Regions from separate parts of the Homo sapiens genome. Here region 1 is linked to region 2. Evidence: chromatin loops called from intact Hi-C (ENCODE). Cell type or tissue: endothelial cell of umbilical vein. All regions are shown on one strand. Links, peaks and the distances in the headings refer to the core of each region. The heading gives the core; the rest is flanking DNA. Region 1 overlaps ME3 (malic enzyme 3). Region 2 overlaps ME3 (malic enzyme 3).

The links. Hi-C counts contacts between places; a loop is a spot of excess contacts. Peaks named below come from ENCODE experiments on the same cell type or tissue, not always from the same donor. Only the 100,000 strongest peaks of a DNase experiment are listed, where the experiment ranks them.
Region 1: it touches region 2 in a loop (8-fold over the local background); 2 of 110 quality-filtered maps call a loop at or near these places.

Annotation. Positions count from the first base shown.
Region 1 is chr11:86,479,338-86,490,940 of GRCh38, reverse strand. ME3 (malic enzyme 3) reads left to right here. Exons shown (of 15, transcript NM_001161586.3): 7 at 3,501-3,604. Among named protein-coding and RNA genes, the nearest start is that of CCDC81, 110 kb to the right of the region's middle. RefSeq lists an enhancer at 6,280-6,574. In endothelial cell of umbilical vein, for the core only: no CTCF peak of the experiment used is centred there; a DNase peak (open chromatin) is centred at 6,500; H3K27ac peaks cover 3,772 bases.
Region 2 is chr11:86,627,228-86,638,830 of GRCh38, reverse strand. The region is part of intron 2 of ME3 (malic enzyme 3); the gene reads left to right. Among named protein-coding and RNA genes, the nearest start is that of ME3, 40 kb to the left of the region's middle. In endothelial cell of umbilical vein, for the core only: no CTCF peak of the experiment used is centred there; a DNase peak (open chromatin) is centred at 5,840; H3K27ac peaks cover 1,971 bases.

The sequences.
Region 1 (11,603 bases), core at 3,505-8,504, 150 kb after region 2:
AGTATACTGAGAAATTTTTTGAAAATCTAAAAATCCCTTAGTGCCACTGGGGAACTTAACTTACCCCAGAAACTGCATATGCAGGATTGAGAAATTCACTCTATGCTGCTTGATGCACTAAGATTCAAATCTGTGACTTGGCAACATTCCAAATTATAACTCACCATGGACCCTTTTAATCTTTGTAAGAACTGCCAAAGTGAATGTTTTCTGCCAATGCCAAGAGTAACACTATTTTCAGTCATTTTTATGTATGTCCTTCCAAGCTCTGTATGTATGTGCTTCAGAGAGTTATAATTATGATATCTGTGTAATTTTGTATCCTGTTTTCTCCACTTTAAATAGTCTCTTACAAATTTGTCCAGGTGACTGCAAAGTCTTAAAACCACCAATTTTAATTACTGCCTAGCTATTCATCATGTTACTCTACTATCATTTATCATTTCTTCTTTCTGGCTGTTTGATGCTTCTAAGTGACCTTTGATGGTCACTTTGAAGGTAGCATGTGGAAGGGTAGGCACCATGTATGCACCACTTTCACCCTTTAGGTCCCCCCTACTGACACACACACGCACACACCCCTATCAGTGAAGAATCCTAAACAGTTTCAAGGGTGTCCAATCCAGGGGATTAGGAGAGTGAGAGAGGAGGCCAGGACCCACCATCTTTCTAAATGTAAACCTGTGGTATCTTTGACAAAGTGCTAAACCCAGCTCAGATCTTACGTGTACCCAGGCCTTGGGGTGAAGGGTTAACAGATAATTCCTGTTCTTTTCTGTCCCTTAAACTACACCCTCCCCCACACCTAATACAGTGATATGAAAGCAGTATGGACCCAGAACAGTGTCCTTAAAAAGAAAAATTGATTCTTGTTGGTATGCAGAAGAGCCACCCATGCAGCATGACTGAGTGCTTAAGACCACAGACTCTGGACCCAACAGCCCAGCTTTGAATCCTGACTCCTGCACTTACGAGTCCAAGGTCTTAAGCAGGCTGCTTCACCTCTCTGTGTCTTGTTGCCTCATTTAAAAAATGGGGGAAACGATGAGACCTACCTCTCGGGTCCTTTGAGAAATAGATGAGTGAGAAAGGTACTGGGGAGACACCTGTGAAGAATAAAGGGGGAGGGAGTGGGAGGAGTTGGGGGTGAGTGGGGCCTTCAAACTCTAGTACAGGTCAGACACCTGTGAAGGGAGAGCAGAAGGGAGCGAGGACTGAGTAAGAGAGCCCAGGGAGAGTCTCCCCAGCTCAGTCAGGCCAGTGAGAAGTTCCTGCCCCAGCAGAGTCTCGGTTGGGCAGGAATGGTTTCCCCCACACCCCCTCCATGCTCAGTCATTAAGCAATCCAGGGAGAGTGTGGCGGCTGAAGGCTGTCCACCAATTGCCCTCCCTCAGCAGGTTCCCTTAAGATAGTTCTGAGCCACACACCTCCATGGCTGACACAACCTCATTGGGTTAAGTAAAGCACTTAGGGCAGTACATGACACATTGGAGGCACTGTGAAAGCTAAAACTGCTACCACTGTTTTATAGCATATGTTATAATTCACCAAGCTCTTTCATATATATTTTTCCACTTGATCATCACAATCATCCCCATGCAGCCCCTATTTTATCCCCATTTGATAGATGAGAAGAAGCCTTCAAGAGGCCCCACGACTTGCCCAAAGTCACACAGCTCGCTGTGGTGGAGGTGAGACTTGATTGTAAGCCCCCGAGGGTCGGAGTGTAGGCCCACTGGTCCTTATCTTTGTGTCCTGCAGCAGCAGTTCAGATGGAGATGAAGACAACACAAAATCCTGTTCTCTAGGAACTTATATTTTTGGTGAGTTAGACAAAAAAGTAGATAATTCCAGGAAACTAACCCATGGAATTACCTCCCATTTCCCAAATACACCAGGTATTTCTTCCTCCTGCCTCCAGCCCTCAACCTTTCCTTGTGCTGTCTTCTCAGCCTGGAGGCCCACCTGCTGAAATCTGCCTATCTCTTCCTACCTGACCATTTTCTCCATGACACAATCCCAATCTGCCCCCCAAAGGGAATTTCTTCACTCATCACTGTGCCTCCATGTGCCACACTTTGTTCCAAACCAGCGTCACTCTGCCCTGCAGTATAATGTGTCTGTTTACTCAGCAGCCACCTGTCAGCACCTAGAAGGCAACAATCATTCCTTGCTCCTCTACAAATCCCCCACTGGGCCCAGTGTCAGCAATAGTACATGAGAAATAAATGTGTCATGCATGAATGAGTCCACTGACTCTGTGTAGGGGTGGCAGGAATGGAAGACGTGGAAAGTTGGCCAGCAGGAGTGGTCATTCACACCAACGCACACACAGATAACCCAATAGCGTATGACTGCTGTGATGGAAGGAGCTGCAGGAGGTGGGGTGGAGGGGCCCTGAACACAGGCTAGGTGTTAAGGTGAGCATCTCTCTTGAACTGAAATTCCTGGTTGTTTCATTCTATGCTTGTATCCCCAGGGCCCAGCACAATGTGAGGCACATGGTAGGTATTCAGTAAGATTTCAAGGAGGGAGGGAGAGAAGTAAGAGAGGAAGGGGGAGGAAAAGAGAGGAATGGAAAGGAAAGGAGGGTGGGTTGGTTTTCTAACATGAGTCCAGACCAGGGACTCTGGATGCGACCCAATACTTCAATGAAATTCTGCCTGAAGTCAGCTACAGTGGTTCTCAACCGGTGACAGTTTTGTCCCTAAGAAGACCTTTGGCAATGTCTCAAGACATTCATTTTTTCTTCTTTTTTTTTGAGACAGGGTCTCATTCTGTTGCCCAGACTAGAGTGCAGTGGCACAATCATGGCTCACTGCAGCCTTGGCCTCCCAAGGTCAAGTGAGCCTCCTGCCGCAGCCTCCTGAGCAGCTGGGACCAAAGACATACACCACCATGCCCAGCTAATTTTTAAAAATTTTTTGTAGAGATGGGGTCTCACTGGGTTGGCTAGGACAGCCTCAGACTCCCGGGCTCAAGAGAACCTTCCACCTTGGCCTTCCGAAGTGCTGAGATTACAGGCGTGAGCCACCGCATCAGGCCTTGAAGTCATTTTTGATGGCCACAACTGCGAGTGTTACTGGCATCTAGTGGCTAGAGGCCAGAGATGCTGATAAATATCCTACAGTGTGCACGTCAGGCCTCACGTTAAAGAATTATCCCAGCCAAAATGTCAGTAATGCCACTGTTGAGAAATCCTGAAATAACCCTAAAGCCTGCAGACAGAGGTTGAAAGACTGTGTCTGACAGAGGCTTGCCTGGTTCAAAGCATCCTTGGTTTCCAAAATGAGGACCATCTAAGAGTCCAACCTCAATCACTGGCTTAGCCTCCAGACCCTTTCAGAAATGACACCTGGGCGGGGGGGATCCAGTTACCTTCTTACTCCCCCCTCTCCTCCCACCTTCTGGTTCTTCCTAATAATCCTGGATACTTGTTGGAAAAAAAAAAAACAGGAACACCGGGAGTAGGCTCAGTCAATGGGTGCTGTCTGTTCCAGGAGCTGCTCAGAGACCCTCTGTACATCGGCCTGAAACACCAGCGCGTGCACGGGAAGGCATACGATGACTTGCTGGATGAGTTCATGCAGGCTGTGACAGACAAGTAAGTGGACCAGTCTGTCCCTTTTGAAAGAGGACTTTTAAGAGATGCCGTGACTAAAGTCAACACTGGTTTTGGCTGATATACAAAGTAAAGGCAGTAGATGCATGCTTTTCCAGGTATTCTGAAAATTCCAACTTGACCCCTAGGAGTGATAAGACTGGACACCAAATGGGCTCATTCTCTGAGAGAATCCCTGGGAGCAGTGAGGGGAGGGAATGAGAGGGTTGATGGCTGAAGGCTGTGATCTGGAGGTAGTTAAGTATCATTGTCCCAGGAGAAAAACCCCCTTGGCCTGAGCTGTTTAGGGTTCTCAGCACAATTAGGGATGTTGCAAGTGATGGAGGAAAAATGTGTGCCCTTCTGATGAAATGGCTTTGGAAGGCAGCTTGTCACATTTGGTTATTTTCCACCTCTATGTGAGAACAAGGAAGTGTTAATGAGGCACTGTGGCAGACCACACGGGCTCTGGGCCTGCAAGATTTATGAGGTGTCATCTCTTCACTGGGGAAGCTTCACAGTACTGGCAGCTTCCACCCCACTTGCCTGCCCCATCTGTCTGCCATCGTGGCCACCCGCTCACACTGCTGTGGCTGACGTGCCGCTGGGATGGAGGCCTGATGACAGCCCTCACACACCCATGTTTACTCTGAGAGAAGAGCTGGTCAAGCCAGAGTTTCAGCAGCTCAGTGGGCCTCTGAAGACAAAGCATGTTCCCCTCTCACTTGCAAATCTCCAGCCTTCTTGCTGCCTGAAGATTGCACAGGTTTGGCAGAGATGGCCTGCCCATCCTTGGCAAAGTGCTCCCTTGTCCAAGCTCAGCTTCTCCAACCAGAACAGTGGGCTGGAGCCCACAAACTCTGCACAAAGTCTCATCTGGGTGGGCTTCAGGGGTGGGCAAACTGTAATTTGACCTTTGACCCCTCCACTTTTCAGATATGTGACCTTGGGCAGGTTACTAAACTTTTCTGGGTTTCCTTATCTGGAGATAAGAAAAGAGTTTTGTTGGTGTTGTGTTTTGTTTTTTAAGATGAGAGCAAAATAATATTGTGGTTATATAAGGTGGAAATGATCCTGTCAAAAGACAAAATGAATGATGGACTGTAGGATGGGGGGAAAAAGTCCTTGAGTAAGCAAGCAGGAAAAAGGATCCAGTGCACACCTGAAGAGCTTAGTCTTGGAGCACAGAAAATCATCCACAGGGAGAAAGGGAAGGCAGAGTACTGGGCACTGATGGGGCAGGTGGGTAGATGTGGTGGTGGGAGCGAGGGGGAGTCCCATCTGCTTGAAGACAAGGACATCAGCATAGAGTGAGGATGGGGAGGTTTAAGGATAGAGGAAGTGGGACCTAGTTATCTAGGAGAGTGGGAGAATGTCCAGACTGGGAAGCTGGATCATGATCACTGGGCAGCTCTCTGGGCCCCCTTGGGGTTACTGTTTATGAATTTAACTTAAGCTAGTTAACCTGTTTCTTGCTTCCTCAAGCCAGGTTCAACTGTCTGGGTCCAAGGGCAGGAAGACGAAGAGAGCAGGGTGTAATCAGGGTTGGGGATTTTGCCAGGCAAGAGAAAACGGGAAAGAGCAAGGAGTTGAGAGTCTATTCAAGGGAATGATTATAATTGTATCATGAGCTCTAGGCTGGGTAAAAGGGGAGAGAATGGGAGGACGTGGTAAAGGGGAGGGACAAGGGACAGTGAAAGGGTGATCAATGGATAGTAAGTCCTGGTGAGGTTTAGAAACTGTTGAGTTGGATAGTACGTGGAATAAGCTGGAAAGAAAGGAGGTGGTGATCAGAAAGTTAGATGTTTGCAGCTAAGATTATGGAGGAAGGGCTGCTATTGGGATATGGCCACTAAATAAAGCAAATTCAAGGGTCAGCTGCATTAATAGAGGCATAGCATCTAGGACAAGGGAGGTGAATGTCACAATTCATTATCTCCATTTCAGAAATCCTGAATACCACATCCAGTGCTAGAGAAGCTACATTGAGGGTTAAAAATTACCTAAAGTGCCTTTGGAGTGCAATAACTACGATAGTGAAGAGAACCAAAAGCTGAGCCTGGTAGAGAGAAGACTCAGAGACTGCTCTGTCTATGTCAGGGACGTGCTAGTACCTCCAGATTCTAAAAGCTCTTCTTTCAGAAGAGAATTGGACTTGTTTGTATGTATCTACATGGAAAAGAACCAATTGGTGGAATGCTAAAGGAAGCACTTTTCAGCTCAAAATAAATCAGGGCTGTCTCACATTGCACTGGACTGTCTGTGGGAATGAGTTCCCTGTCACAGAAAGAGTTCAAGGATAGGTTGCATGGCTTATTTGTGGTGATATTATAGGAAGGAATTCAAGCATCAGATGTTCTTTAAGCTGCCTTCCCACCCCAGTATTCTATTCTAACCTCTTAAAAAAATCCTCTGTAGCCAACCGGATAGGTATTATTATTCCCATTTTATGCAAGAGAAAACTGAGACTCAGAGAGGCCAAGTTAGCTATCTCAGGTCACACAGTACCTGTCAGGACTACAAGCTGAACCCAGGACTACTGACTCCAAGTACAGACTCTTTCTACAATGCTGTGTCACCTGTGGATGAAAAGAGAAGGGAATGAAATTGGCTTTGAAAGCCCACTTTTTGCTTCCTGTTTCCAGGGCTCACTGCTTATCTAATGAGTCAGTAATCATTCTGTGATTCCCCACAGAAAAGTATTGCTATTCGTGTGAGAAGGTTAAATAAACTAGGATGTAAGAAGCTGTTCAAACTATCCTCAAAATCAGTTCACAGTTTTACAGACACACACACACAGGCAGTCCGGGAGCGGGGGGCGGGATCCTTGGGGAGGGGCATGCGTCAGCCAACAGGAATGTGTCATTAAACAGAAAACATGATGGATTGATGGTTGGTTGTTTTGACTTTCTAATAAGCTATAGCAGATGTTTCTGTGGATACTGTAGGTGGGGAATGAGCTGGTCTCCCCAAGCACTCTTGGGAATACAGTAGCTCCAAGACAGAATGCCCAGCCTGGGGGTGAGTCAGGAGTTCCAAAGTCAAACACAATGTATTTTAAGAAAGAACCTTGGGAAATGTTGACTCCTGCTTTCAACATCCTCATCTCTGTCCAAACATCCTGCTAATAAAAAGCTCCACCTTCCTACCCCTACCCACTAATGGGGATGTATGTTAAGATTTTTTGGCCTGAAATAAACTTACTATGGCTCAGTTCCTGCCGTGGAGCTTGGCCACTGAGGAGAACCTGCCAGGACAGAAGGAATCTCCATTTAGTCTGTGAACCACAGCAACAGACAGCTGGGAGTGTCCTTCTCAAAGCTGAGACAAAGACTGATGGCAAGGACTGATTGCCCCACTCTTCCCGCTCTTTCCCTGTCATGCAGTGGATGGGTGCATTGTACCCGGGCACCACCTCCTGCTGTCACGAGTTTTCCCTGATGGTTTCCATTCACATTTTTCATTTCTGTTACTTACAGTAGCAAGGATGGGAGTTGACTGTGTTCTGAGTTTGCACCTGGAGCCCTAACTCTGTCTGATAATTGGCCTGGGCTGGACAGAAACTTGATGTCAGCAGCAGCTTTGGCCTTTAGGCAGGCCAGGAAAGGAAATCACCCGCTTCTTCCCTAGTTCCCAAACCCTAAATACAGGGATTCTTAAGCTGCTTAGATGAGAGTGTTAAAGAAGGGAAATAATAAATAAACCTTTTTAAAAAGTCATCTACTTTTTAGCTCTAGGAAAATTTTTTTTTTAGTCTCTCCATTTTGTTGTCTCTGTGCATTCATTCATTCATTCTCTCTCTCTCTTTCCCCTCACCATAATCACACACACACACGTAATCCCTGAGATACACACCATATTGGAAATCACAATTTCTCTATTAGTGCTCTTTGTAGAAACTTCTAGTTTTCAGAGAAATTCAGACAGCCCTTGGCCTCTCTGATATCTGGAGCCAGTTACCACAGGCCCACTCCTTAATGTTACCTTCCACACTTGATGTGAGCCCCTGTCCTTCCAGAGCCAACCCCGCTTGCTCCAGCATTCATTCTCTGTGTCACTTCAACCTAAATGGGACTCCTCCCATTCCATCTCTCCTCTGCTACTCATCCCACTTGTTTCTACCTTTACATTTGGACGGCTACCCTAAAGGTTTCTGTTCAAATATACGTACTGTCAAAATGACTAGATGTCTCTACTGTGCCCTGATCAGATTTACAGGGATCAAAGGAATTGTTACTTGTCGGGCCTTTGTGCAGAGCAGAGCACCAAAGTTAAAGCTAAAAACAAGGAGATAAGATTCCAAGACTGTTCACTTGCCTCTTGATCTGTGGTGTCAAGGAACACATCTGTTTCTTTTGCTGTGTTAAAAAACCATCCTAAATCTTACTGGCTTAACATTTTATTTGCTCTTGATTCTTGGAAGCTGAACTGACTCAGCTGGAGTGATTCTTCTCCTGGTCTTGCCAATGGTCACACATATGGCTGCTTTCAGCTGGCTAACTAGCTGGGAGCGGGCTCAGCTGGGACACTGGAAAGGTTGGGCTCCTCTGTTTTTCCATTGAGTCTTAGGGTCTCTCCTTCTTCACATGGCCTCTTCTCTTCACAGGATAGCTGAACGTTTTACATGATAGTCTAGGGCTCCTAAGAACACAAGAGTGGAAGCTGCCAGGCCTTCTTAAGGATGAGACCTGGAACTGGAACAGTCTAACTTCCACCACATTATACTGGTTGAAGCAAATCATAGGTCCATACTAGATTCCAAGGGAGGAGGTTATACAAGGAAATAAATACTAGGAGGTATGGTGCATTGGGGGCCACCAATGTCAGAGACTGCCACACCCTATCTAGCCTGGGTAGGATGAGGAATGGGGCAGCCCTCACTATAGGAAGGCGTGAGAAAAGAATAACTCAGTTACACAGATAAGCAGGGGAATGGTATATAAAATCAATGAGCATGTCTACCTAGTACCTGCTGTACACCAGACACTGAGCCAGGCATAGTGAGCAATACACAGAGAAATAAACAGTCCTCCTCTCAGAGAGCTACATAGTCAAAAACATTTCGTATGTATCTATTGAAGTTTAGATAACCTGAGACTCTACACTTTCTTAGCCTCTAAGTGTCTGTGTAAGTCTGGAGCTCAAGAAGAGTTCTGGTGCAGAAACATAAAGTTGGGAGTTGCCAACCCATAGATAGTATTAATATCAAGGGAATGATTGAGATTTCCCAAAGAGAAGAGAATATGACTCACCATGGTTTTCTGAACTGTGTCCTATGGATAACTGCAAGTCAAAGTGCTCAACAAATTTTAGGACTAGACTAGGATATTGTTGGTAAGAATGGCAAGGAGGGTAAAAGGTTTCATTCCTTGTGCCAGCTCTGATTGCTTAGGACTCTGAACCTCTCTGGGTTCAACAGGGATGAGCATCATGGTTGATTAGCAATGTCTGCCCTGAGCATGGAATAAGGGGTGGCAGCAGTGTGCTATCCTTTGCCCCCTTTGGAGCTGTGAGGAGCCTTGTGACCTAAGCATCTGTGACTCTGTGAGCACTCATGCCAGCTGATCCTGCAACTCCCACAACTAAATAGCAACTCCGAGGCTAAAGGAGGCTCTGGGTTATTTTTCTCCAGGTGTTCAGGATATTTCAAGAGCTAAAGTAGGCCTCTATTTTAGTCCACATGAAGCTGCAGCTGCTTCTTCTGAGTTACAAAAACATGCAGGAATATGCTCTCTTGGGTACACTCCACCCCCACACCCACTCCCAATACACTCTGGAGCAAAGCAGTGGGTCTAATATGCTAATACTGACCTATGGTTCCTAAATCTGGCTTTGCTTCTGAGTCATCAAGGAAACTTGTCAAGAATACAGACTTCAGGCTCCTATGCCACAGAAGGCCTGGGTTGAGACCTGGACATCTGTATTTTTGAAGCTGTCCTAATGATTCTCATAGAGCTGTGCAAAGACTGAAATTTGAGAAACTCTTCGGCTGAGCACAGTGGCTCACACCTGTCATCTCAGCATTTTCGGAGGCCAAGGTAGGAGGATTATTTGAGGCCAGGAGTTCAAGACCAGCCCAGGCAACATAGTGACACCCCCGTCTCCCAAAAAAAAAAAAAAAAAAAAAAAAATCAGCTGGGTGTGGTGGCACTCGCTTTTATTGCCAGCTACTTAGAAAGCTGAAGCAAGAGGATCACTTAAGCCCAGGGGTTTGAAGCTGCAGTGAGCTATGATGGTATCGCTGCACTCCAGCCTAGGCAACAGAATGAGACCCTCTTAAAAATAAAATAAAATAAAAAGAGAAACTAATGGACCACATCCCCAGAAGAGGCAACTTGTGCGGCCCCAGCTCCTCCCACTTTCAGAGTCAGACTGAAGCCCAAGGTGAGGGTGTAAGGACCAATACACAGAGACTTTCCACAGTTTTATCAGCAGGGACCTACATTAGGAAAGACCCAGTGTGTTCTCTGAGCTCACCCTGCCATGGAGGTCTACCTTGCAATACACCTACAGCTCTGGCAGCTTCCTTTTAGTCTGGAAACTTCCCAAGCAGAGCTGTGCCCATTGTTTCTGCTGGAATCCCCTTTGCCCTGAGGAACTTCAGCTGCTTTCATGCGGGGAATAATTGCATTTCTACATGTGGGGAAAGCACTCACACATCTGGGTACCTCGGCCCCAAAGACACATCGTGGGCAAGAATCAGGCCTGCCCTTCTCCACAAGCAGGCACATGTTGGGCCTGATTCCCCACAAAGTGCCTTGACTTCATGACAGTGAAACGGCCTGCTTGGGAAGTTTCTGGACAGTGAGCTTGGAAGAGGGAGATGGCAAACTCATTAGTTAGGTAAAGACAGTGGTGACTGCCTTGTTTGGGGAATTTCTTCTAAATGGCTTCCTGTGAAAGTACACAAAATCATATCACCTTCCCAAAAAATATGCCTATTTGGGAATTTGACTCTTCAAACTGGAAAGGGTATACTTATCCCGTGAGGGAATACATTTTGCCAGCAAAGAGATAGAAACAGTAGGTACTGCAACCAAAACTCTGGGAAGTGAGCTTTATTTTCATAACAGATGAGAAAACTCATCATAGAAGCTTGAAGCAGCACTAACAAAGCATGTATCTGATCATGCATTTCCAGTGCTTCTGAATAATGACTACATATCCAACATTCTACTAGGCACTGTAATGAGATTCAAAAGAAATAAAAGACATCAGCTAGGCCAGGCGCGGTGGCTCATGCCTACAATCCCAGCAATTTGGGAGGCCAAGGCAGGTGGATCACTTGAGGTCAGGAGTTCAAGACCAGCCTGGCCAACATGGCGAAACCCCATCTGTACCGAAAATACAAAAAAAAATTAGCCAGGTACAGTGGCACACACCTGTAATCTCAGCTACTCAGGAGGCTGAGGCATGAGAATTGCTTGAACCCAGGAGGTGGAGGTTGCAGTGAGCTGAGATGGCACCACTGCACTCCAGCCTGGGCGACAGAGTGAGATTCCATCTCAAAAAAAAAAGAAAGAAAAAAAGACATCAGCTGTGTCTTCAACAACCTTACAGTCCTTCCAAGAAGACATTTTTGAATAGAAAATAATTAGGGAAGACTTCAGTACCCAACTATTTGGTGTTGACCCTCAGTTCAATGGAAATTCAGAGAAAGGGACAATCAGGGATGATTGGGAAGAAATGGAAGTTGTACAAATTTAGGACCGAATTCAAGTAAGCAGCAGGAGAAAAAATGATGTTCCATATAGAAGGTACATCATGAGAAAAGCAAGAACACAGGAAAAGCAATGAATATACAGGGAAGGCAATGAGTATCTACAAGAATGGGCCAACTAAAAATGAATGTTCAGTGATTTTAAATAAGGTTAAATAAGAATGGTGCTGGCTACATCTATTATTTAGGTTTCTCCAGAGTAACAGAACCAATAGGATATTAGGTATTTAGATACTTGAGAGTGGATTTATTATGAGAAGTGGCTAACGTGATGATGGAGGT
Region 2 (11,603 bases), core at 2,806-7,805:
CATCCTGACCCTGCCACTTACTAGCAGTGTGATCTTGGGAAGGTTACTTGATCTATCTTTCCTGAAGTTTGCTATCTGTAGAAAGAGGATAACAGTTCTAACCTCCTAAGGTTGTTTTGAGGATTAAAAGAGATATTATAGCTATTTAAAGTGCTTGTTTAACACAATATCTGACACATTGTAGGCCCCCAGTAAATGCTAGTTTAAGCTCCCTTACCCTTTACTAGCAATGATATCATATTAGTAAGAGTTCTAAAAACTTGAAAGATAATGTGTCATCCACCCTTAGCCTACACTTCACATGAGTTTTCGTCCTTTTTTGAGCAAAAGCTTTTATTTTAACAAAGACACATTAAGTTCTACTTATTTATTTGTGTGCTGTGGTTGTGATTTTTTTTTGCATTTGTATATGAAAAATCAATAGTAAATGCTGATTTCCTTTTCCTGTGGCTGTAATTGCTATGTTAATTTAAAGGTCTGATTACAGAAATGAATGCAGCTGTGCTGCTCTTGCACTGCACAGCCCTGGATGTGCTGTGTGTGTACCCAGGCATGCTGCACTCCCTGTACTTACATCATTTAGGAGGAAGTTTCCAGTACCACAACCTCACAGGCAGTATTTAATCACCTCAAACTCTAGCTTTGAGGTTAGCCTGGAAATGAAAAGCCACTTGGGTTTACCACAACAGAAAAGTCAGAGGTACACCATTTCTAAGACAGCATGTGGGGAGGCACAGCCAGGCCTGGGGGGCTCCTGTGGGAAGCTGGGAGCCATGTGAGTTTCATACCCAGGTGCCATAGTAAAGACAGAACCTGCTTCCTTATGTGTGTGTGTGTGTGTGTGTGTGTGTGTGTGTGTGTGTATGCATGAGCATGTCTGCACATATATATTCATATATTTGCACAAATTCATAGATACATTATTTCTACATATCAAGCCTGTGCCCTGTAATCATCAGTGACTATTTTTCTGTGTGTGCAGAGTTCAGGATGTCATCTGGACATTTCTATGGTCTCCGTATCTCCATTTTCCTTATCTCCAATTTCTCCTACTCCCAGTTCAACTTCTTCATCAACCTCTACCAGATGAAATTGGTAATACATGAACTCCCCTTCTTAAAAAGTTTCCTGTGCTTCCTCCCACCTACAGCACAAAGTTAAACTCCTTAGCACAACGCACAAGGCCCTTCTCGAGGGGTGTCTCAATCGAGCCTCATCATCCCTACTCCCTAGTCTGTGCTGTGCGTGCTACACAAGACTCACTGCTCCTAAGTGCACACCAGGCTCTCTTGTTCCACATCTTTGTGCTGCCTACTCCCTTGCTTCTCTTAGCCCTGCTGGCTCTAACATCACTTCCCATGGAAATCTTCCCTGACAGCTCTAGACCAAATATGGGCTTTCTCATTGTGTCTGGGTGTTTATTCCACTGCCATGGCACTTATCACACTGCTGTAATGAGTTTTGCTTTTTTTTTTTTTTTTGTGCTTCTTGTTGTTGTTGTTGTTTACGTATTACCTTCAGTACTATAATAGGATCTCCCAAGGACCGTGATTGTTCTGTCAGTTTTTGTAACCCTAAGAGCCTGGCTTGGTGCTTCACACACATGGCAGATGCTTCATAGTATTTGTTAACTGAATGAGTTAATGGAGACTCCCTGAATGTACGTGTATAGATATTAGTTACGTATAAGACCCACACACTGTTAGTCTTGAAACCAATTGGGGATTCTGGATACAGGCACCATTACTGATTTGCTCATTTTTTTCGCCATTTTTTGCTTCTTTTACTTTTTACATTGATTCAAGAATGATGGCAGGCAAACAGATTCTTAACGCACTTGTCCAGATCTTTGGCTTCTCACTTTCTCTGTAATTCTACTCCTCTGGCCTCACAGCATCCTAAAGCTTAGCTTTTAGACCCTACTCTGCTACTTACCAGCTGCTGTGTAACTATAAGCAAAGCACTTAAGGAGAAACAGAAACTAACCTTCTTAGGAACACCTTCATGTATCTTGCTCATTTAATTCCCATAACACCCTTTTAGATAATCATTTATCAACTCTGTATTTTCAGGATGAAGAAACTGAGGATTTGAGAAGTTAAGTAACTTGTTCAAGATCACACACAGCAAATAGAAAAGCCAGAGTACAAATGCAGCTCCGATTCCAAAACTTGTGCATGTTCTACTGGACTGCTTTGTCCTCTCCAGATCTCACTTTCTCCATCTGAAACATCACCAGGTTGTTAGAGGAGTAAGTCAGGAATGAGGGCTATGCATGCCCTGCAGGCTGTCATGTGTGTCTGGGCATAGGGAATGTTGTCACTCTGGAGGTGCACCAAGGGATGCTTCTCCTGAACCAGTGTTGGTTGCAGTGGTTGGGCAGTGCTCAGCCACTACTCTTCAGTCCTGGCCATGACCTCACTCCCTCTCTTCATGAGTGTTTATGCCAGGCAGTGTCCTAAAAGCATTTCACAGACATTATCTCATTTTAAAGACTATAAAAGCTCCAAGGGGCAAATACCTTAGTTAGTCTCATATAGATTAAAACAAACAAACAAAAAAAAAAAGAAAGAAAAACTGGGTTCAGAGAATGTAATAGGCATCCCTAAGCTCTCACAGAGGATTTAACCCAGAAAGTCTCAAACCAGACATACCCCGCCCTGCCCCCAACACATTTACCACTACACTGAATTGCCTCCAATTCCTACAACCCCTCAGAAGCTTCAGGCTTCCATAGCACCCAGGTTTCTTTCTAGGACCCTTGTAGGCTGGTAAATGATCTCTACCATCTCTACCTGAAAATGTGTGAGCTTTAGCCCAAAGCTTCCCAGGATACGGGGACTAGGTTAAACAAAGCAGCCCCAGAAGAACTAGGGAAAGAAATTATCAAGCCAAAAGACCAGGAGTCCAGTTCTGGCTCTGCCATTTGACCAGACTGTGCTTATCTCTCAACTTCCCTAAGTCTGTTTCCTTGTCTGCAAGATGAGTATCAACATCACTGAGTTGTTCTGGGAAATGACATAGGCTGTGTTAGTCCATTTGTTGCTGCTGTAACAGAATATCACAGACCAGGTAATTTAGAAAGGAAAAAAAGTTATTTCCTCACAGCTCTGGAGCTGGGAAGTCCAAGAACATGGTTCTGGAATCTGGCAACAGCAAGCCTGCAAGACAGAGACAGGAAATAAAGTAGAACTCATCCTTTTTTTAGAAACCTACTCCTGAGATAACTAACCCACACCCAAGATAATGGCTTTAATCTATTCTTGAGGGCTCTCATCATCTCTTAATGGTCCCACCTCTTAATACCATTACAATGGAGAGTAAGTTAGTTTCCAATACATGAAATTTGGAGGACACATTCAAACCACAGCAGGCTATCATAACAAAATACCATAGACTGTGTGGCTTATTCTCACAGTTCTGGAGGCTGGAAGTCTAGGATTGGGGTACCATCATGGTTTCTGGTGAGGGCCCTCTCCCTGGCTTGCAGACAGCCACATTCTCACGGCGTCCTCACGTGGCCCTTCCTCAGTGTATGCAGGTGGAGAGAGAAAGCTTTGATGTCCCTCCCTGTTCTTATAGAGCCAATCACCCAATCCTCTTCTTACAGGGCCAAGGCTCAAGTGATCCTCCCACTTCAGCCTCCTGAGTAGCTGTGACTACAGGTGTGCACTACCACGCCTGGCTAATTTTTGTAGGGATTTCATCATGTTGCCCAGGCTGGTCTGGAACTCCTGGGCTCAAACGGTCCATCTGCCTTGGCCTCCCAAAGTTCTGGGATTACAGGTGTGAACCAGCGTGTCTAGCCTGTTCCTAATTTTTTAACGGTGCCTGGTAACATCCAGAACGGAGCAAAGATACAATTTCACCCCTCAAGAATTACCATTTAGAGGTTCTGGGTTTTTTGTTGTTGTTGTTGTTATTCTCACGATTACAAGTCAATTAAAATGGATAATCCTGTTTAAATTAACTTCTATGGTTTGTTATCAATCACAGTTTCAGTTTGTCCTAACAGAGAAGCCAAGGATAGTGTTCAAAGGAACCTTCCATAAGATTTCCAAGAAAGAAGACAATGGACAAACCAGCTGCTATCTATGATGTTTTATTTTCAGAATGAAACACAAAACAAACAAAAAAAAACACAAAAGACCCAGAACCATTTACTAGCATGTGAATGTGATCCTGTCTCTAACTTGAGCCTTCATGCATAGTAGACAATACCCCAGGTATGGGACTAAAATGCTACCAGTCATTCTTTGTTTTTTGGATAATTTTCTTTTGGCAGCATGATAATTTATTTCAAACCAAAGTCCACGACTTTGCTGAGACACAGGTAAGCTGAGCGACAGTAAGAAAGACAGTCTCATGATCTGATTATGAGCTAAGAAAACTGGGAAGTCTAGAGTTTAAAAAGCTGTCCCACGGGCATGCTGACCATTAGCTGACATGCTACTCACAACCAGGATGTCAGGAGGGAGGTTGGGAACATCATAGCAGTCTAAGGAGAAGACAGTCCTGGTGGGGATGACTGTGGTACCCATGTAGAGACATGAACCCAAGCTCTGGCTCCATACAACCCAGTTCATTTGGGAGGGGGATTTAAATCAGGGCCCCCACTTCTGACTGACCAGATGGAGGCATCCCTGAACACCCCTCTCAGGTTTCCCAATCTCTCCTCCCTCTACTCTTCCTTCTCCTTTTTTTCTTCCTCCTTCCCTTCCTCATGCCCAAAATGGCTGTTTGTAGGAATGGAAGGAGAGGGGTGTATTTTGGGAGGGATTTGGGGACTCAATTAATGGAACATATCAAGGTTAAGGGAGAATAAGTGCAGGAAGGAAATTCTGGTTCCTTTTCTTTCCTCCTATCTGGACTCCAAAGGCACCGTCATGGCAGAATCAGCATGGGGCTGTGAGCCAGTGGCCCTACTCTCATCTCAGCTCTGCCACTGATGGTGGGCCTGTCATTTAACTGCGTTGAGCCCAGGTTTCCCCTCTAGATGGTGGACATGTAACCTCCCCAAATGACCCCATGAGGCCCATGGTAGATGCTTCTGTCTGTGAAGTCCTTCATGATTGCATCTGATGGACAGACTCCTCTCCTCTTCCGGGCCCCTCTAGCACGGTCCTCTGTTGCCCTCTGGCCTATAGAACAGCATGCATTTGGGTTTGAGAGCAACCTGGATTTGCAGCCAAGACACCCATGAGAGTACCTTCCTCTCCCTCACAACCACCCTTCTCATACCAATCAAGTCTCAATGTCCCTAAGCGTCCTGTCTAGCACCTTTTCATTTCTCTTATTACATTTCTCCTCCATGCCCTTACTTTCCAGCTATTTTAATGTGCTCAGTGGAATGTGGCATTTAACAGCACGGGCTCTAGAACCAGCATTACCTGGGTTCAGATTCTGACTTTGCCTCCCCAGACTGTGGCACCTTGGACCAATTATGTAAGCATGTTGTGCTCAGTTTCCTGATCTACAAAATAGGGTTAATAATAGCACCCCTCATGTGGCTGTATGAGAGTTAATAAATCAAAACACACAAAGCCCAGGAAAGTACCTAGCAAATAGTAAGTGACTAAATGTCAGTCTGTCACTGTGCTTATGTCCTTGGTCACATCTCTCTTGTGGGTCAATGAGCTGCTTGGAGACTGTAATGTGGCCTTGGACTTTACAGAGATGAGTTTCTGTGACCAGAGAATAAGCAACCAAATCCTCAGCCTGGCCACACAATGCTGGATGGTGACTCAGTGGTCATTACTGACATGCATATCGGACTCACAGCAGTTTTCTGTGGGAACCCTCAACATCCTGACTCTGTGTCCCTGGGCACAGGGGCCGTGCAGTGCTCAGGCGGAGAGTGACTAAGTGCTGCCATCCAGCTGTGGTGGCTGACTCATGCATGAGGACTGAAGGATGTGGATTCTGAAAGCCCTTCCTCACCGTTGTGTTTCCTGTCCATATAGCCCTGCCCCAGGGCCTGGGGCTCCCATGGAGGACCAGTGCCCAGGAGAGATTCGTGTGACTGCAGAGCACCTGGGTTGCCCTGAAGGAAACCACTGGCCTTCAGTATCACTCACTGCACCTGGGCCCACCCAAGGTCTCTGGAGTGCAGTTCTGCCCCTGTGGCCTCCTCTGTCCCCTCCTTCACAGCGCAGGCTGTCACACATGTGGCAGGTTCTCCAACATATGGCCAGAGAATCAGTGTATGCAGTACTGGAGGGGCCTGAGGATGATGTCCAGGGCCATTCCTCATTTTGCAGACATAGAGACTAATGTCTGAGGGAGGCAGGGTCTTCAGCAATACAGTCAGGACTAGAATCCTGAGGACTAATTCCCAAGTCCATGTTCTTTTCAGGAAACCCTGCTAAAGTAAAAGAATACAACTTCTTGGCTGTAGTGTGAGGAACAGGCAGAAGCAGGCACAGGGAAGCGAGTCCAAGATACCTGGCTTACAGAGCCTGCTCTACCCCACCCCCCTTGGCCATTTTGTCTCCCTTCTTCACTCCCCTATTTAGGCTCTCGGATCAGGCAGTTCCCCACTACTTCCCCACAAACTGTGAGGCCCCTGTGAAGCTGCTCTCCCAGAGGCCCTCTGCTCAGGCTGCACTCTCTTGCACCCAGCAGCCCTTGAACACATCACTTTTGGAAGTATCCAGTCCACACCACTATGCTGTTGGAGTCAGGCAGGTCAGAGTTGGAATCACAGAAACTATGTGGCCATGGACAAGGTACTTAGCCTCTTTAAGCCTCAGTTTCTTCATCTGTGGTCTTCTTCATATAGGTAAAATAAAATAATTTGGCTGGGCATGGTGGCTCACACCTGTAATCCCAGCCCTTTGGGAGGCTGAGGCAGGAGGATCACCTGAGGTCAGGAGTTCGAGACCAGCCTGGCCAACATGATGAAACCCTCTCTCTCCTAAAAATACAAAAATTAGCCGGTCATGATGGTGGGTGCCTGTAATCCCTCCTATTCAGGAGGCTGAGGCAGGAGAATTGCTTGAACCCGAGAGGCGGAGGTTGCAGTGAGTTGAAATTGTGCCACTACACTCCAGCCTGGATGACAAGAATAAAACTCTATCTCAAAATAATTTATAACTATCAGAACAGTGCCTGGCAGCCCGTAGGCTTCCAATGTGCCATGCCTGTTATTATTATTGCCTGTTATTTTTAAAGCTTCACTCAAATTGTCTTTATTATGCCCATGGTTCCAGATGCATCAGAATTACCTGAGGATTTTTATAAACAAGACAGTCTGATCTATTAGGTCTGAGAAGGAGCTAAGGAATTTTTTTTTTAAGTTCACCAAGGAGATTCTGATATGCGTTTGGATTTGGGAACCACTAAACCCCTTCATTGCCCACGGTTTTCTTATGAGTTTGGCACTAGTTCTCTCACATTCTTGTCACTGCCTATAAGTTACAGGCAGTTTTGCAGGTGGACTGACCTTAGATTTGGAAGATCCCAACTTAGATCTGTAACTTTTCTATCCCTCCTAATGAGCTACATCTCACCAAGACATTAATGTGCAGAGAAGGGGGAGGCAGGAGAGCACAGGGACTGTGACCACTGGGCTTCAGAATTGGAAATCCCTGTGTTCAGTCCAAGTTTTGGAACTCACTGGCTGTAGCTCTTCAGGCCAAGCTCCATGACCACTATTTTGTAACTGCTTGTTAAGAGGGATTTTGTTCAACCTAACATCTGCAATTCGGTACATAGCATCCTTCCCCTAATCCAGCAGTTCCTCCAACCTCCTGTTTCCCAGGGCCTCAGGCCCCAGACCTGGGCTCATCTGTGACTCGGTTGGTCCTCCCATCCTAGTCCTCCCCCATTTATGTCCTTCCTGCCATCCCTGCCGCCTCCATCGGAAATGAGACTTCCACAAACACCATCTAACCACCTGCCCTCCCTCACCCTGCTCCTTTCCAGGTTTCCTCAGGGGCTCCTGATTAGCTGTGGCTCCCTTTCAAACTTTCACTGCCTCCCCACTGCCTGCATACTCTGTGTGGCACTGCACAGGCACTGGCCTCAGCCCTTGAAAGTCCTGACTCGGGTTTCTAATGTTCTACTCACACTTAGTAACATGGTCATTCAATAATAACAACAGCTTCTGAGGAGACGCTGGGTGTTGGTATTCCGAGAAGATGCCAAAGAGTGTGTTGTCTCCAGGCCACAGGCCTGATTTGATCAAATCTGCTTCATCCTTTTGATTTCTCTTGGCATTTGGACTTGTTTGAGGCAAACACTGCAGGAGGTTTGGTTTTTACCTAAAATTATAATGTTGCTTTTGGGCTTGGAAGCTTGCGTGTAAAGCACTTGTGGCTGTTTAAACTCTGCAGCAAAGAAAAGGCCAGGAACACATTCCCGGTGCTCTGTTTCATGGAAACCCAGAGACAGCACAATCCATAACATCATGAAGGATACAGGAGAGGCTCTGGAGACCAAACCCACTCAGGTGTCCAGCTCAGGCCCCCAGATATGTCACTGGAGTTGGAGCCTGCCAAGTCCAGCTGCATTTGGAAAATACTTCAACCAAGCGCTGTCAGTCAGGGCCTCATGACCAGAAATCCATGCTTCTGCTGCTTGCTTTTTCCCTTTATTGATAACAGAGGTAACTCAAACCTTTAGCTCATATGTTATTAGCATGACCTTGAACTCTCTTCTTCAAAAGAACATTTTTGGGGGGATACACTGTATGTAAAATAGATCAAAACAACAAAAGGTTCATCAGGGGATGATGATCTCTATTCAATAGGGGATGTAGATCTCTATTATTGGTGGCAAGTAAATCACTGCAGAACCTCTGAAGTTCCTCCAGGTCTAGAGTTCTGAAACAAGTGCTTGTGTAGGCATTATTCAGACTCAGTTTCCTCTTCTGCATGCTTCATACCACCTCATTGTCATGGTGCAGGTATAGCAGAATTAAACCTCAACAGTGCACATTTAGACTGTTATTTACATCCAATTTCAATCACAAGTTCTCAGCCATCTAAGCTGCTAGTGAGGTGCCTGGCAGCAGCGGGTGGGTAGTAGTAAGCCCAGCTAGCAGGGTAAGTTCTGTAAGCTGCCTCATTAGATAAGAATGGCTGCTTTGCTCAAAGCCTCAAATACTCCTGGCTTGTGTCCTCAGGACTACTCTTGAACTCTGGAAACAAACAATGGGACACCAAGACACAGAAGATACCCAAGACAGTAAGAGCTGACTTTAATATTGGAGGACAGTGTAGACTGGCTGATATGTTTTCTCTGAGAGTAAAACTTCAAGTAGTTTTATCTTCATACAGTGTCTCAGGCTCCAAGTGATGAAGGGAGTTGTAACCAGTATAAGTATACTAGTTCCTGGTGGGAGGAAATGTGTCCTTTACCCACGGGGGAGGGGGAGGGTCTAAACCAAAACACATTTAGTTAACCTCCTTTCTTCAGCAAAAGAGATTGTTTCTCTGTTTTTAAGAACGGGTTTTTTAAGTTAAGGGCTTCTTTAAGAAAACAAATAAATGAGTACGAGCCCTGCATCTTTCTCTCGAAATGTGTTTTGAAACCTCACAGACAAAGCCATGCCTCTGGGAATAGTCCAGCTGCTCTGAATGTTATGACGAAGGAATACAAGTTCAGGGACATGAACTCGAGATGCTAGACATTCTCATGACCTGGTGAGAAAGATAGCAGGGCTCCAGTTTCCAGGCCTGGGTTTTCTTTCCCCAAAAGACAAACCATCAGTCAGACCCATTGAATTCACTGTATCACCAGTTAGGTTTTGCAGGAACAAGGGGCACGCATGTAGCTCCCAGGCCTCTCTTTGCAGACCCTGTTTAATTGGAATTGTTAATGCAAGACTGTGAGGAAGAAGAGCGGACTGGTTCTATGCTTTGGGAGAATCAGATGACAAGCACAGCACTTTCTTTATCTTTGATTTTTCCATCCCTTGCTTGTCAATACTAGATTTAGACGTTTCTCTCCATGTAACGTTTCTCCTTCCTCATAGACTTTTCTGTAATGAGGACTATAAAACTGAGGCTCACAGGCCCCATAATTGAGTCAAGGCCTACCCAGTGCAGGAGTTGCAACTGCGGTCTGCATGAATCTAAAGTCTGTATTTCCATTTTCTGACGTGGTTACCTAACCCATTACCTAGAAAGGAGCTGAGTTCCTAGGCAGGTGAACAGAAACATTAAGGGCTTCCAGGTAAGACTGATGTCTAGATCAGAAAATAGACCTTAGTATCAAATAGTCTATGAGGACAGAGCCACTGTAGGACACTGATTCTCAGCTTTGACTGCACTTTACAGTCATTTGAGAAATTTAAAAAAATACTAATGACTGTCTCACCTCCAGAGATTCTGAACAAATCGGTCTAGATTATGGCCTAGGCGTCAGAATTTTTAAAAGCTCCCCAAGTAACACGAATATGCAGCCAAAACTAAGAACAACTGCTTAGGAAAGACAGAAATAGCATCTTAGAAGGGGAAGCTGGAGCTGTTTAAATATCTGCTGCCCCAGGACCAGGGCCCAGAACAGGCTCCAGTGGCTCCCGAAGTATTGGGAGGAGGCTGGAGATGGCGGCAGGCAAGGGAGCTCAGCCAAGGCTGGCAGCCACACACCACACTGACTGTTATTCACAGAGCGAGCCAAAGGATTGACTCCTACATACTGGCATGTAATTATTTTATGAACTTAAATCTTAACTCTCCAGATAGATTATAAGTTCTCTCAGTTTGAGATGCCAGCACCCAAAAGATGTCTACCATCTTCCCCATTGAATCATCTGCACCAGAGGGCAGGACCTGTTGCTGTTCTTTGCTGTCTCTCAGGCTGCGTAGCACAGTACCGCACACATGGTGACTGGACATGGAGGGTGGGGGGACTTTAGCTGGAAGCATAGACATCCTGGAAAGGGTGATATTTTCATCTTAATTGATTCCAGAAGCCATTCTGCTTTCTCATCTGAAACTGGGAATTGCTTATGCGTGGTGTTAACTGAAGCCACCCTTTCCTTGCAAGCCCATAGGCCTCTTGCCCCACATTCAGCTTCCTGTGCTTTTTCTTTGGTACAAGTATGAAGGCTTCTGCTGGACATTAAATCTGCTAGTGAGATGGCCTTGGCAGAGGAGCCTTAAGGATATTCACTGGGTCCTGAGGGTTATGATTTTGAGGTTGATACTGAATCCTTCAGAGTAAGGAGAGTGGGCAGACTTCACAAATCAGCAGAAAAGCTGCCAAGACTGTGCTTGCCAATTGGTTGTGTACATGATTCTCAGAATCTTGGTAATTTTATTGTGTGTCTGATTGAAAAATTATATTCACAGTCTTGGGCAAAACAAGAATAAAGAAATAATACACTTAATATTTGTATGCATATGGGTAGAAAGACTTTCACTATTTGAAAAAGCCAACTTTGAAAAGCCAAAGTTGAAAACCATAAAGGGCAAGCAAATTTGGTTGCAATTTTGTCGGAAATCCAGCAACAGTCCTTATACCCATGGTACAGAAAGGAGATAAAAATGAGAAATTGAGATTTGTTAAGCATCTATTAGATTTATACAAGTTGTTTTCTAAATGTTAGATCATTTAATCCTTGCCACACTCTATTTTACCCATAAAGGTATTTT